Linked DNA regions of Homo sapiens: region 1 is linked to region 2. A link is an interaction called in ENCODE POLR2A ChIA-PET data of the cell type or tissue named here. Cell type or tissue: GM12878. All regions are shown on one strand. Links, peaks and the distances in the headings refer to the core of each region. The heading gives the core; the rest is flanking DNA.

The links. Peaks named below come from ENCODE experiments on the same cell type or tissue, not always from the same donor. Only the 100,000 strongest peaks of a DNase experiment are listed, where the experiment ranks them.
Region 1: POLR2A ChIA-PET joins it to region 2 with 11 read pairs; 4 of 35 experiments call an interaction of 5 or more read pairs at or near these places.

What each region holds. Positions count from the first base shown.
Region 1 is chr5:131,520,057-131,526,169 of GRCh38, forward strand. It overlaps RAPGEF6 (Rap guanine nucleotide exchange factor 6), which reads right to left. Exons shown (of 28, transcript NM_016340.6): 7 at 1,334-1,465. Among named protein-coding and RNA genes, the nearest start is that of RAPGEF6, 110 kb to the right of the region's middle. In GM12878, for the core only: no CTCF peak of the experiment used is centred there; no DNase peak of the experiment used is centred there.
Region 2 is chr5:131,391,361-131,397,473 of GRCh38, forward strand. CDC42SE2 (CDC42 small effector 2) reads left to right here. Exons shown (of 5, transcript NM_001375635.1): 5 at 1-3,312. LOC105379173 (a long non-coding RNA gene) reads right to left here. Exons shown (of 3, transcript XR_007058929.1): 3 at 3,280-6,113. Among named protein-coding and RNA genes, the nearest start is that of CDC42SE2, 130 kb to the left of the region's middle. RefSeq lists an enhancer at 4,663-4,862. In GM12878, for the core only: no CTCF peak of the experiment used is centred there; DNase peaks (open chromatin) are centred at 3,021 and 4,830; H3K4me3 peaks cover 375 bases; H3K27ac peaks cover 2,535 bases.

The DNA.
Region 1 (6,113 bases), core at 799-4,798, 130 kb after region 2:
ACCTTTGTTGAGAAAAGCCACATATAAACCAAAAAATGGGTATTGTCTTTGTTCCATTTTGCATCTGCCTACAAACTTCCCTGAATAGAAGAAGGCTATTTTCCTAAAATATCTCAATCTGGGTAACTTTGTAGAACCAGTCTAAAATGCTTTCCTCAGACAATGATACTATTTCTACAATTCTTAGTATATGGTAGCCACTAGCCGTATGTGGTTATTAGGCACTTAAAACATGGCTAGTCCAAATTGAGATGTGCTGTAACTTTAAATTAAACTCTGTTTTTTGATGACTTAATATGCAAAAGTAATGTAAGGTAACTCATGCATAATGTTAAAACATTAAATACATGTTGTAATTATAGTATTTGGTTATACTGCACTAAATAAAATATATTACTAAAATGAATTTTACCTGTTTCCTTTTATATTTTTTAATGTGGCTACTAGAAAATTTAAAATTAAATACGTGGCTCACATTAAATTTCTATTTGACAGTTCTGAAATAGGTAATATATTTGAATTCCTTAACAAACCAACCCTCAATATCATGCATCCTCTTGTTATTTTATTTAAACTGTTTTATGTTCTATACTCATGATCTCTGACAAAATCAACCACTGGGCTCCACACCCAGGGAACTGCTCCTTACAACTTGCATTAAAGAAGACATCATAGAAGTTCCACTATCTGGATCCTGAAATACTTATTACCCTGGCTTGAACCTAACTTGGGTTCAATCTCAGCAGGATCATGTGAGGATTCTCTCAGTTTATGGGTCTTCCTAGAACCTTCTCCCCAATATTACAATGATCACTGAAAAGCTCAGTAGGTTTGAAATTGTTCCTCTTGGGTTTTAGAAAATGGAAAAGTCCATCAATATTCTCACTAATTTGCTATTTAATTCACGCTAGACTACAACAGAGGCTTTATGGTAGAAAAGCAGCTCTAATTTTCTTCATGACTTCTAACTACAGAAGACATATACAGTCAATTATAACAAAAATCAGCCTTTTTATAAGTTTAAGTTCAGTTATTCCAAGAACTAATTTTTTAACCAAAACAAGCATTAGATATTAATATGGATTCACCTGGATAAATGAAAGAGAACACTAGATTCATACTCTGCTGAACCATACTTAATCATTCTCAAAAGACAGATCACGTCTTTAATCATGCTTACAAATTTGACACAGTATATAAAGCTTATTTTTCTAAAGACCTTACGCTTGAATTTCATACTCTAAAAGATATGTTAACCATCTAAGGCACAATCACAGAATATCTGGCAAATAAAAAAACCATATACGCAGCATACAAATTCCTAAGGTATTACCTGATAGATATCAGATAAACTGCTGCTTCCAGAGTCACTGGCAATGCTACAACCAGACTGACTAGAAGACACATGAGTCACCTGTGGATGAGGGTTTTCTGTGAGATGCATCTTGGTAAGATCAGCTGGAAGCTGAAAAAAAAAATAATTTAAGTTATTCTAAATGTCAAGCTTTACCTTTTTAAGCGGTTTCGACATGTTCAACAAATTTTTATGTACATTACTGTGCAATCTCTTTTTTAACCCAAGTTCTCTACTTTCAGCAAAAAGATCTTTTGAAATAAGAACCATATGGTACTCTCTGAAACTATTAGACAATCCTACAATGGTAAGCTCACTGAACAGTTTTCAAAAGCCATTACTAATGATATTTCAGAGGAAAAACTTGGCCCTTCTATCCTCCCAAATAAAAATATCAGACCTGTCCATTTAAGGGTAGGAATGTTACCCTACACACACACACACACACACACACACACACACACACACACACACACACACACTCTCTCTCTCTCTCACACACACACTCACTCTCCCTCCCTCCCTCCTAATAAAAAATGGTGACTGATACAAGAATAAAACAGCAATATCTTGGAATCAAGTTCAGCTACTGGCAGCAAGACTTAAGACCAGTAACAAGTTGATTACATTAAATATTCCAAAAATTCTGTGAGCATCTTTACACTTAATATTGAATTAGCTTCTAGTTGGCCCCTGAGAGATTTCTTAGTAATCAACATGATTTAATGAATGTCTGTACTAGGCACAGGTATACAAGAAACACAAAAAGTAAATGACTCCACCACCTCATCTTTAATATGGTCGCATTCTTACCAGGTATGCAGGCTGTACAATATATTTCATGCCGTAAAAGAGACATCTCACAAAATACAAGCTACAGAAATTAAGACAATAAACAAACCACTGCATTCCAGAGTAGTAAAAGTTTTGCATAAGAAGTATGCTAATTTATTTTCCAAATGATTTCTCTGCAACTTGCTATTCAGGGCTATCAAAATCAATTTAATTTTTAAAATAGGGTTCCTCATTGCTTTACTAATGAAAAACATTAAAGAAACACACACATAGTGTATATTAAATGTATTCTGAGGGAATGACTGAGTCTGAATTATGTTATCTCAAGAGGAGTTAATGTAATTATAAAAATTACACATAAAGTACATCACGAACTTCCCCTGCTGATAATGGTATGTTAGATAATTCAGACGAATCCTAGTACTAAGACAAACAGAAAACCTGAAGTACATACATACATACACACACACACAGTATCTGGCCTCTGACGTTACTTTTTCTCCTAAGAATATTTTCTGATTCCTAAAGAAAAGGCTAAAAGGCCAAGAAGTACCTGTGACAGCCACTGGCTAAAGGGACAAAAGTTAAATTCCAAGGCCTAGGATGGAAGGGCCATCTTTGCACTGGGACCCTGGAGAGTAAATTAGACTCTAGAGTAAATGTCACCCAAAAGTAAACTGATGCTAATTTTAGAATGACCTCAATGCCTGATGCTAAAATAAGGTTATACAGGATTACTAGCATTTCCAATCAACTGTTGGAAGCAAACACAAATCCTCACTATAGGAAGAAAGTCATCCTAGGTCTCAATTAAAAAAATTTTTTTTCACATATACAACATCCATTGCTCAGCCCAATAAAACCAGGCACATATGACGAGACAGGATGGCACTGATAAAAAGTATGGAATAAACTCCAGAAACTAACAAAGAAGTTTCAAATAATAGGGTTACCAGACACAGTCTCTAAAATAACTGTCTTTAATATATACCAGGGGTTGGCAAACATCTTCGTTAAGAGCCAAAGAATATATATTTTAGGTTTCACAGGCCACATACAGTTTCTGTTGTATGCTTTTTTTTTTTTTTTTTTTTTTTTTTACATCTTTTTAACAACTCCTTAAAAATGTAAAAATCATTCTTAGCTCACAGGTCATATAGCTCACTGGTCAGAATTGGTCCAGTTAGTGATCTATCATATATATAGAGAAAAATACAAGACTAACAATATCAGCAAAGAAAGAAAAATAATTAAATGAAAAATCTAGAACTAAAATATACAATTATGGAAATTAAAAAGCCAACAAGTGGGCTTAATTAAAGATTTGACAGAGCTAAGAAGAGAATTTGAAAAGTAAAGACTAGTCTGAAAAATATCCAGAATGAAGCATGGAGAGGAAAAAAGGTGAAGGTGGGAGAGAAGGGGTAAGAGCCACAGGAGATTCAGTGAGAGAATGTGACATCTGAAAAACCAGAGCCTGAGAAGAGCAAGTACACAGAAGCAAGATGATAGCTAAGCATTTTCCAAAAGTGACAAAAGATCTAAAGTCACAGATCAAGGAGGTTTAAAAACTCCCAGCAAGATAAAAAAACAAACAAACAAACAAAAAACCCACCCCAAAACAAACAATCCCCCCATACCTATGCACACCAGGGTACATGTGGCAGGGGGTGAGGTGGAGTATCAAGAGAAAAGTTTTAAAGTAGCCAGGAAAAAAAACCAGAGTGATTAGATTACTTTGGCAGAAGCAATTAAACTGACAGCTGGCTTCTCAACATAAATTCTGGAAGCCAGAAGACAATTGAGTGATATCTCCAAGAGCTAAAATTCTATACCTAGCAAAAACAGTCCTCAAAAAAGGGAAAAAATAATTTTCAAATAAAGAAAACTGAAGGAAATAATTCCTTAGCAGTCCTACAATGAATAAAATCCACTGGGAGAAGAAAAATGACTCCAGATGGAAGCTTTCAGGAACAAGAAAGAAGAAAAACCAAGGAAAATGGGAAATGTGTGGGTAAATCTACATGAATGCTTACTATATAAAATAGTAACATTAATATCCCATGAAGTTTAAAATACAGTAATTAAAATACAACTACAGAATGTAAGTCTGGAGAAGGGTAAATGAAGCTATTAGAGTGCTCTCAGTTCCTTGCACTGTCCATGAAGCTGTAGTAGCAGACTTGATAGGTGAAGAATGTGTTTTGTAATTTCTGATTTAAGAAAAGCATAGTAAAAAAGTGTATAACTATAAAGCTAACAGAGGGGAAAATATTAAATAATCAAAGAATGGAAAAATATAGACCATGCAAACACAACCAAAAGAAAGCTGATATAGCTTATAGATGGGAGAGGGAGAGGGAGAGGAGGAGAGAGAGGGAGAGGGAGGGGGGAGAGAGAGATTGAGAGAGAGAGAGAGAGAGAGAGAGAGAGAGAGACTTGCTCTGTCACCTACGCTGGAGTGCAGCGGCGCAATCTCGGCTCACTGCAACCTCTGCCTCCTGGGTTTGAGTGTTCCTTTTGCCTCAGCCTCCTGAATAGCTGGGATTACAGATGTATACCACCATGCCCAGCTAATTTCTGTATTTTTAGTACAGAAGGGGTTTCACCACATTGGCCAGGCTGGTCTCCAGCTCTTGACCTCATGTAATCTGCCTGCCTCAGCCTCCCAAAGTGCTGGGATTACAGGCGTAAGCCACCTTGCCTGGCCAAGGTGATGGATATATTAATTACCTTGATTTGTTTCACAATGTGAACATGTATCAAAACATCACACTGTACCCCATAAATACATGCAATTATTATTTGTGAATTACAAATAAATTAAAATTAAAAAAATTTATAAGGCAAAAATGTCATCTACAATTATGCCATAAATTTTTAATACAGATTTCAGTAGCAGTCTGAATAAGCAAAATACACGAAAACAGAACAAGTAAAGATATAAAAGATACGAACATAATTAACAAACGACCTAAAGAGTATAGACATAGAATAATGGAACCAAAAACTCCAGAATGCATTTTCTTTTAGGGCACAAATAAAAACATTTGTAAAAATTTACAATTAAGGCAAGTCTCAACAAATTACAAAAGACTGAAACCAGGGAATATTCAGCAATAACACGCAAATAAGGTAGAAATACATAACAAAAAGATAAATAGAAAACTATCATGTTAGAAAATTGTAAACAATCCTCTATTGAAATAGCCCATAAATCCATGAAGTCACATTGGAAATTAGAAAATATTAAAACAGAAAATTAAGATGCTATATATGAAAACCTGTGGGATAAGTTAAAGTCATGCTTAGAGGCCATTTATAGCTCTACTATGTATATCAGAAAAGGCAGCAAAAAATTTAACAAAGTCATAATTGCTTACAATACAGAATATTGATGAGGGTATGATACAGTTCAAAGACCTTCCTCCCACTTAGTTTCTATCATTTAGATATGAAAAAAAAAAACCTCATCTGGGAATGAAGTAGTTGGAAAGGCAAACACTGAAAATAGTTTCAAAATGTGTGGTGTTTGGTTGGGGTGTCAGGGGTAGGAGATAGTATATATTGCAAATTCCTACAGAGGTAAGAAGACCAAGGAGAAGAATGTCATTCATAAAAGTAACACAATGAACCAAAGCCAGAAGTCTCCCAAGTGGCTTCATAGTACTGACAATGTACTGAGCAATCTTCACCCTCACTAAACCCTAAAAAGGAAGTGTTATTATTATCTCTATTTTACTGATGAGGAAACAGAGGAAGTACGATTAAGCAACTTATCCCAGATCATACACTCAAGTAAGCAGTAGAGTTGGGAATCAAACCCAGGTCTGACTCTAGCATTTTTCTGTTATATTCTACTTTGTGCCAGGAACTCTGCTGATGACATAAAAATGAAAACATATGGGCCCTGCCTTCAAGGAGCTCAGTCTAATACTGGACAGTGGAGACAGATTTATAAGCA
Region 2 (6,113 bases), core at 1,089-5,088:
AAGAGTGAAATCATTATTTTGAGTATTGAGGCCGAGCATGGTGGCTCACACCTGTAATCCCAGCACTTTGGGAGGCCTAGGTGGGCTGATCACCTGAGGCCAGGAATTGGAGACTAGCCTGGCCAACATGGTGAAACCCCATCTCTACTAAAAATACAAAAATTAGCTGGGCATGGTGGCGCATGCCTGTAATCGCAGCTACTCAGGAGGCTGAGGCACGAGAATTGCTTGAACCTGGGAGGCAGGGGTTGCAGTCAGCTGAGAATGCGCCACTGCGCTCCAGCCTGGGTGACAGAGCAAGACCCTGTCTCAAAAAAGTACTGATACTAAAGATAATCTCTTGGGTAGTAATTTTACAGTTAAGACTTCATTGTTTATAAACTTTTCAAATTAATTAAAAAGACTACTTTGAAAAAGGATAAACCCTGAAAATGTAGAAATAATTTCAAGTTTTTTTTTGTTTTATAGGGTTATTGTGAATTTCTATATTTTCTCTGTCCACTATTCTGTAATTTTTTTTTGTCCTGTGATTGCTTTTATTTTGAATTACAAAAAAGAAGTGTGATGGCACCTTGTCCACCCTGTCGTGATTATTCCAGTGAGATGTTACTGTTCTGCTCTGAAGAAGATACTGTCAGACGAATCCTGCATTTCCTTCAGCTGGCATGCATGCCTTTGGACTCATGGACAGAGTTCTTTGGATTGTCACTGAATTTTCAATGTTTAATCAGTATGGATCTGATCTTCGCATGATCTTTTTTGTGAATGCTAACACCATTTTGCAGTTTTTTTTTTCTATTTTAAACATTTTTCTTTTCACTGCCGACCCCCTGCCTTACGATTTTATTGGAAAGCAAGGACCTGCTATTATTTGTTAATTTGCCATCATTTATGTATATTTTGGAAGGTATGAGACCCACAAGCACAATGATCATTTTTATTTGTTTGTTTGTTTGAAACTTCAGCAGAATAGATATCTGCATGCTTTATGAAGTTGTTGCTTCGGTAAGAGCCCATGGGATGCCAGAAATTAACATTTCTTTGCTGCCATGGGCTGATGATGCTGCTATTAGATAAAGTTTAGCTGTGGCACCAAGTCACATCATTTTCATAGAAAAAGATTACTTGTAGCTTATTTTAGAAGTATGACCTTTTGGTCTGTTTGATTGATTGATTAGAATTGCAATAAAAGAAAAGCTTGCATTCATAAGGCATTCATTCTGTTGTAAATGTTCAATATATTTATTTTGAGAGCAAGGACCTGTGGTTGTAAACAGGTGTGGTTACAGGTGTGGTTATGTATCTGAGTGTTGCGGTCATACTCTCCTCCAGTCCAATCCTGAGCATCTTCATCTTATTAATTAGCTGTTCGTTTCTTTGTGCACTCATTCTTTTATTTTTACTTCTTTTTAATGTTATGGTATCCAGTTGTTTCCAGTAGCAGTTTCTTGAACTTCTGGCCTGTACTACTAACTGCAGACCTCCAGAGTCACTGGCCTTTCTGTGCTCTACATATTATTTTAGGGGCCACATCAGTTGCCAAGAGCAACATACATACCGACCTGGCTGAATTATTGCCAGTGAAAACAACCTGTACGAAGCCTTTGCTCAGGTTCTAAAATATGTTTGTCCTTGCACGAATTTTGTATATTTCAAATATTTCTGTAAAGGTTTCTTCTTTTCTGTTAGAGTGTGGTGTTAAGCCAGAGTCAGTGGTTTGTGTTCTCATTAAAATGTTTGTTTAAATCCTATGTCCAATTCAAGCCTATCTAACTACATTTGGTAGGATTAACATTTCATATAACAAATGGGGCTTAATTAAAAACTTTAACTTGGAATAAAGGAACAGGGATCACTTTATCTTCTGCCTTCATTTACCTTAGTCCAAGATTCTTGCAAAACAGGCAACTGAACAAACATTAGGTTTATGTAGGTAAAATGTGAAAGCATTTCTCCTCCACTTTTTAAAATTTAATTTACCCAGTACAGCGGGGCACCAGATTACTTGATCTTTGTATTTTGCAGTTTTGAGCCTTTGTGTCAATCCCAAGCACAGAGAGGATCTGCCAAGGAAAAACATTTGCATCTTCGGAGTAGACATTTTGCAGTTTGTTTAATAACAACTTCTAAAGTAAGTTGAATTCATCCATTGTCACTGATTCACCAAGTGGATGTTGCATTGTGGAATTTGCCTGAGTACTGTTGTCATTCTGCTCAGCCAGGCACGGTCAGTTTCTTGGCCAGGGACATTGCTATGTGCTGTGTGCAAGCTCTTTAGAAGAGAGATTGGATTTTCTTGGCATTATCAGCACTCATGCTATTTAGTCTACTTCTATTTTGACTGACTCTTTAAATTAGTACAATTTTTCTACTTGTCATATAACTCCTGGAACAATAGTACGGGAAGCCGTGATCCTTTTCCCTGACTCATGATTTTAGTCTTTTTCCAAATCGCTGTTTTTTTTTTTTTTTTTTTTTTTTTTGCTGCTCCAACGACCAGCATGTGTTGGAGCAGATCTCCATGGTAAGCCAAAAGTGGACTTGTCAGCCTATAACTACTCTGCAGCTGCCACTAACTCTACAGGCACAGTAACTACACTTTATACAGGAGCACATGCCAAAGTGCCTGGGAGGTGCCAATAAAATCAAGAAATAAGAAAACTACAAAAAAAGATACGGTATTAACCTTGGACATAATTTTTTTTAGGGAGGCAGCTTTCCCACTTTTATAAAGGGGGTTGTAAATCTCAAGAGGTCATTTGTTCCCCATAGCAGCATATCTCATTTTTAAATTGAAGCGAATTAAATAGGATTTTACTACTCAACATTCATTATACTGTTAATCTTTGCTGAAATATATGCTAACAAATGTTAAGCAAGGGAAACTGAAGACTTAGTCATGTGGATTGTTAGCAGTGATCTGCATTCTGTAAAAGAGGTACTTTCCCATGATGTAGGCATGAAGTGGTGCCAGTAAGCGTAGAGCGGAAATGTTGACTTTAGTTAACATTGGGTTTAGCATTTCCAGTGCAGCATTATCAGTGGGCCTTTAAAAATACTTCGTAAGTACATTAGCTTTCACTTTGTTGTTAAATTATAGCAGACTCATTATAGAGAACAAGTTTGCCTTGATTTTGTTTAAAATGACTTCTGCTAAGCACCCAGAAGATAAAATTGACATATTTTTATAATATAAGCATACTTTTTTTGTACATTGTGTTCATTCTTGAATAAAATGAGTTCTGTGTTGGCTTGTAGATACTAAAAAGAAAGTATTGATTTTGATTCAATAAATGTTTTCTTTCAATCCTGGTTGGCCTTTCCTTTAAATTTTGTTTAGTTTTTCTTTTCTTTCAAGGAAGGAATTATTTACCAGAATTCAGTTAGAGCACCTTTTTTGCATTCTTATATTTTCAGTCATGATTCCTATCATGCAAAAAACAACTTAAAACTTTTTGATTTAAAAGAGAATTTAAATTTCTATCATTGTAATCTTTAACTTCACAGTTCACCTCTTAATTTAACAAATACCTAGTCAGAATGAAAATTAAATGGATAGAAATAGGACTAATAAAACATTTATGCCTGGTGCAGTGACTCACAACTGTAATCCCAGCTCTTTTGGAGATGGAGGTGGGTGGATAGTTTGAGACCAGCCTGGACAACATGGTGAAACCCTTTCTGTAAGTTTTTATTGCCTATCAACCACATGATTTTTAACAGAGGTATCAGATATCTACACAGCTTTCCATGATGAAGCATCTTGTCCTTATAGTATATGTAGGACTTAATTAAAATGAAATTAAATTAAGAATTCTCCTCATACTTAGCCACATTTCAGGTGCTTAGCAGTGTCATGTAGTGATCAGCTGCTGTATTAGGAAGTTATAGACTATTTCCACCATCACAGTTTGGGGAGTTAGTTTGTAGTTTGCCTCTAAAATGGTTTATGACACTGGTTCCCATAGGGAGTGATTTTGCTCCCCATGGAGACATTAGAGCAATGTCAGGAGACAGTTTTGGTCATCACAGCTTGAGGAGGGGGTGGTGCAGGCTCTGGGGAGTGGAAAGTAGGGATGCTGGTAAATATGCTGTGATGTACAGGACAGCCCCCACCACAAAGATTGATTGGGTCCAAAATGTCCGTGCCACAGCTAAAACCTGTTTTAAGACAAAGAAGATCTCTACGTCTGCATACTCACCAGGTGTAACCTGTTAGGGACTCTTCGTTGCATTAGATCATGTGCACAGGTAAGTGAGGTGTTCTGCTGGTCGAATACTGAGAATAGGTGAGTTAGGTTTTGTTTTATGAGAATTGCCACAAAACATTCTAAAAACAGAAAAGACAAATATTAGGAAAGACTATTTCAAAACTTCTGGTAACTTTTGTCCTTATCCCATATCCAAAGATTCTAAAAAGAAATTGGCTTAAAATGAAGTTCTTTGCAAAATAAAATTCTGACAATCCCAACTATGAAAAAGTATCTGAAGAAACTGATGTTGGTAGACCAAGAGCAATTACATTGTGAGCTTATGTTTTTAAAGGATATGCATAAAATGTTGAAGGAGGGGCACATAACCACAAAAAGAAATATCTATAAAATAATAGAGTATCAGAGTCTAGAAATTGCTAATATTTATGAAGACGCAAACATCTACAAAATTGATAAAGACGAAGGAAATTCTGTGCCCTCGGCTTAAAGTACACTATACACAAACTTAAAAGAAGTCATTGAAACTTTACCTTCTACTTGTCTCCATCTAGAATGGTCCAGTAAGAATGAAACCATTAAATTACTCATCTTCATCTGACTTTTTATGTTGTAGCACCTTAACTTTTGGTTTTCATAGTGTTTCTCAGACTATGAGGGTTTGCCTTTGATACCTTGTCCCAGGATTCCTTGAGCCCTGGAGTTCAAGGTTACAGTGAGCTTGACTTACGATGGTGCCTCTGCACTTCAGCCTGGGTGACAGAGCAAGACCCTGAATCTTTGAAAAAATAAAAGTGTTTTTCAATGAGCTGCTCCATCTATGCAGGAAGGAAAAAAAAAACTTTATTGTAGATATATGCAACCTCTAGGCTCATTTTGACCCCTACCTCATCTTTTTAATGCCCATCATCTTAATGTTGTATCTGGTTTGCCTTTGATGCCTAGAAGAAGAAAAAAATCTTTGCATTTACTAAAGAAAACAGTTACTCCCTGAGTAAGATCAAGTGTTTGATCTGGGACCTTATAAGGAAGTTCTCAAAGAATGGTGATCTTGGTATTGAAGAAAGCTGATTTTCATCTCATTAGAAGGTAATCTTTGCAGAAAAGTAAAGCCGGTGCTTCATTCTAACCCCCAGATTTTCTATTTTGTAAATCCAAGCTATGGAGTTCATTAGAGCTTTTACAACTCACTAGAACTCATGAGTTCAGTAGCTTTAGACAGTTAAATGCAGCTGAGAACCTGCCTTGGGGGCCCAGAAAGAATTCCTAGGCTTATGGGAATGTTTTTTGTTTTGTTTTTCTCCCTTAAAGGAGCAGCAAGCAAGTAACACACTTCTTTCAAAATCTTCAGAGCCTCACCTAGTTACCTATTTCTTAACCATTGCTTTAAGTTATATAAACATATTCATCCTTTTTATGTCTGTGTCTTTCAAATAAATATGTAAGCTGGCAGAGTCCTTTGCCTTAGACACCACGCCTTCCCCCAGAGCCTCCGCTGCTGCTGTGCTCTCCCGCAGGGCTTCATCTGCTGGGCGCTGCTTCCTTAGGGAGTATGTAAAACATTTCAGCTGCTGTTTCTGGGTTTCTGCAAAAAACTGTTTTTACTTTTCAGAAATACTGCAAAGGAAGTAAAAACCACTCTGCTTCTGTCTTTTGGCAAAACCACCCAGATTCCAAATGGGGTAATTTTAAGTTCAATCTCTTTCCAATGTCCATAATGTCCATTGTGTCCTATTATCATTTTTCACAAGTGTATGTAGGTTTTGCTCACCTGATTTTCTCTGGATAGGTACAGCGTAAGTGTACCTAATAAGGGACTCGACTGTCCCTCTCTAAATGCAGCCACATCCAATCTGTGCACAATGGAATTAAGGCCACAGACCATCTAAGCCAATAGCATAG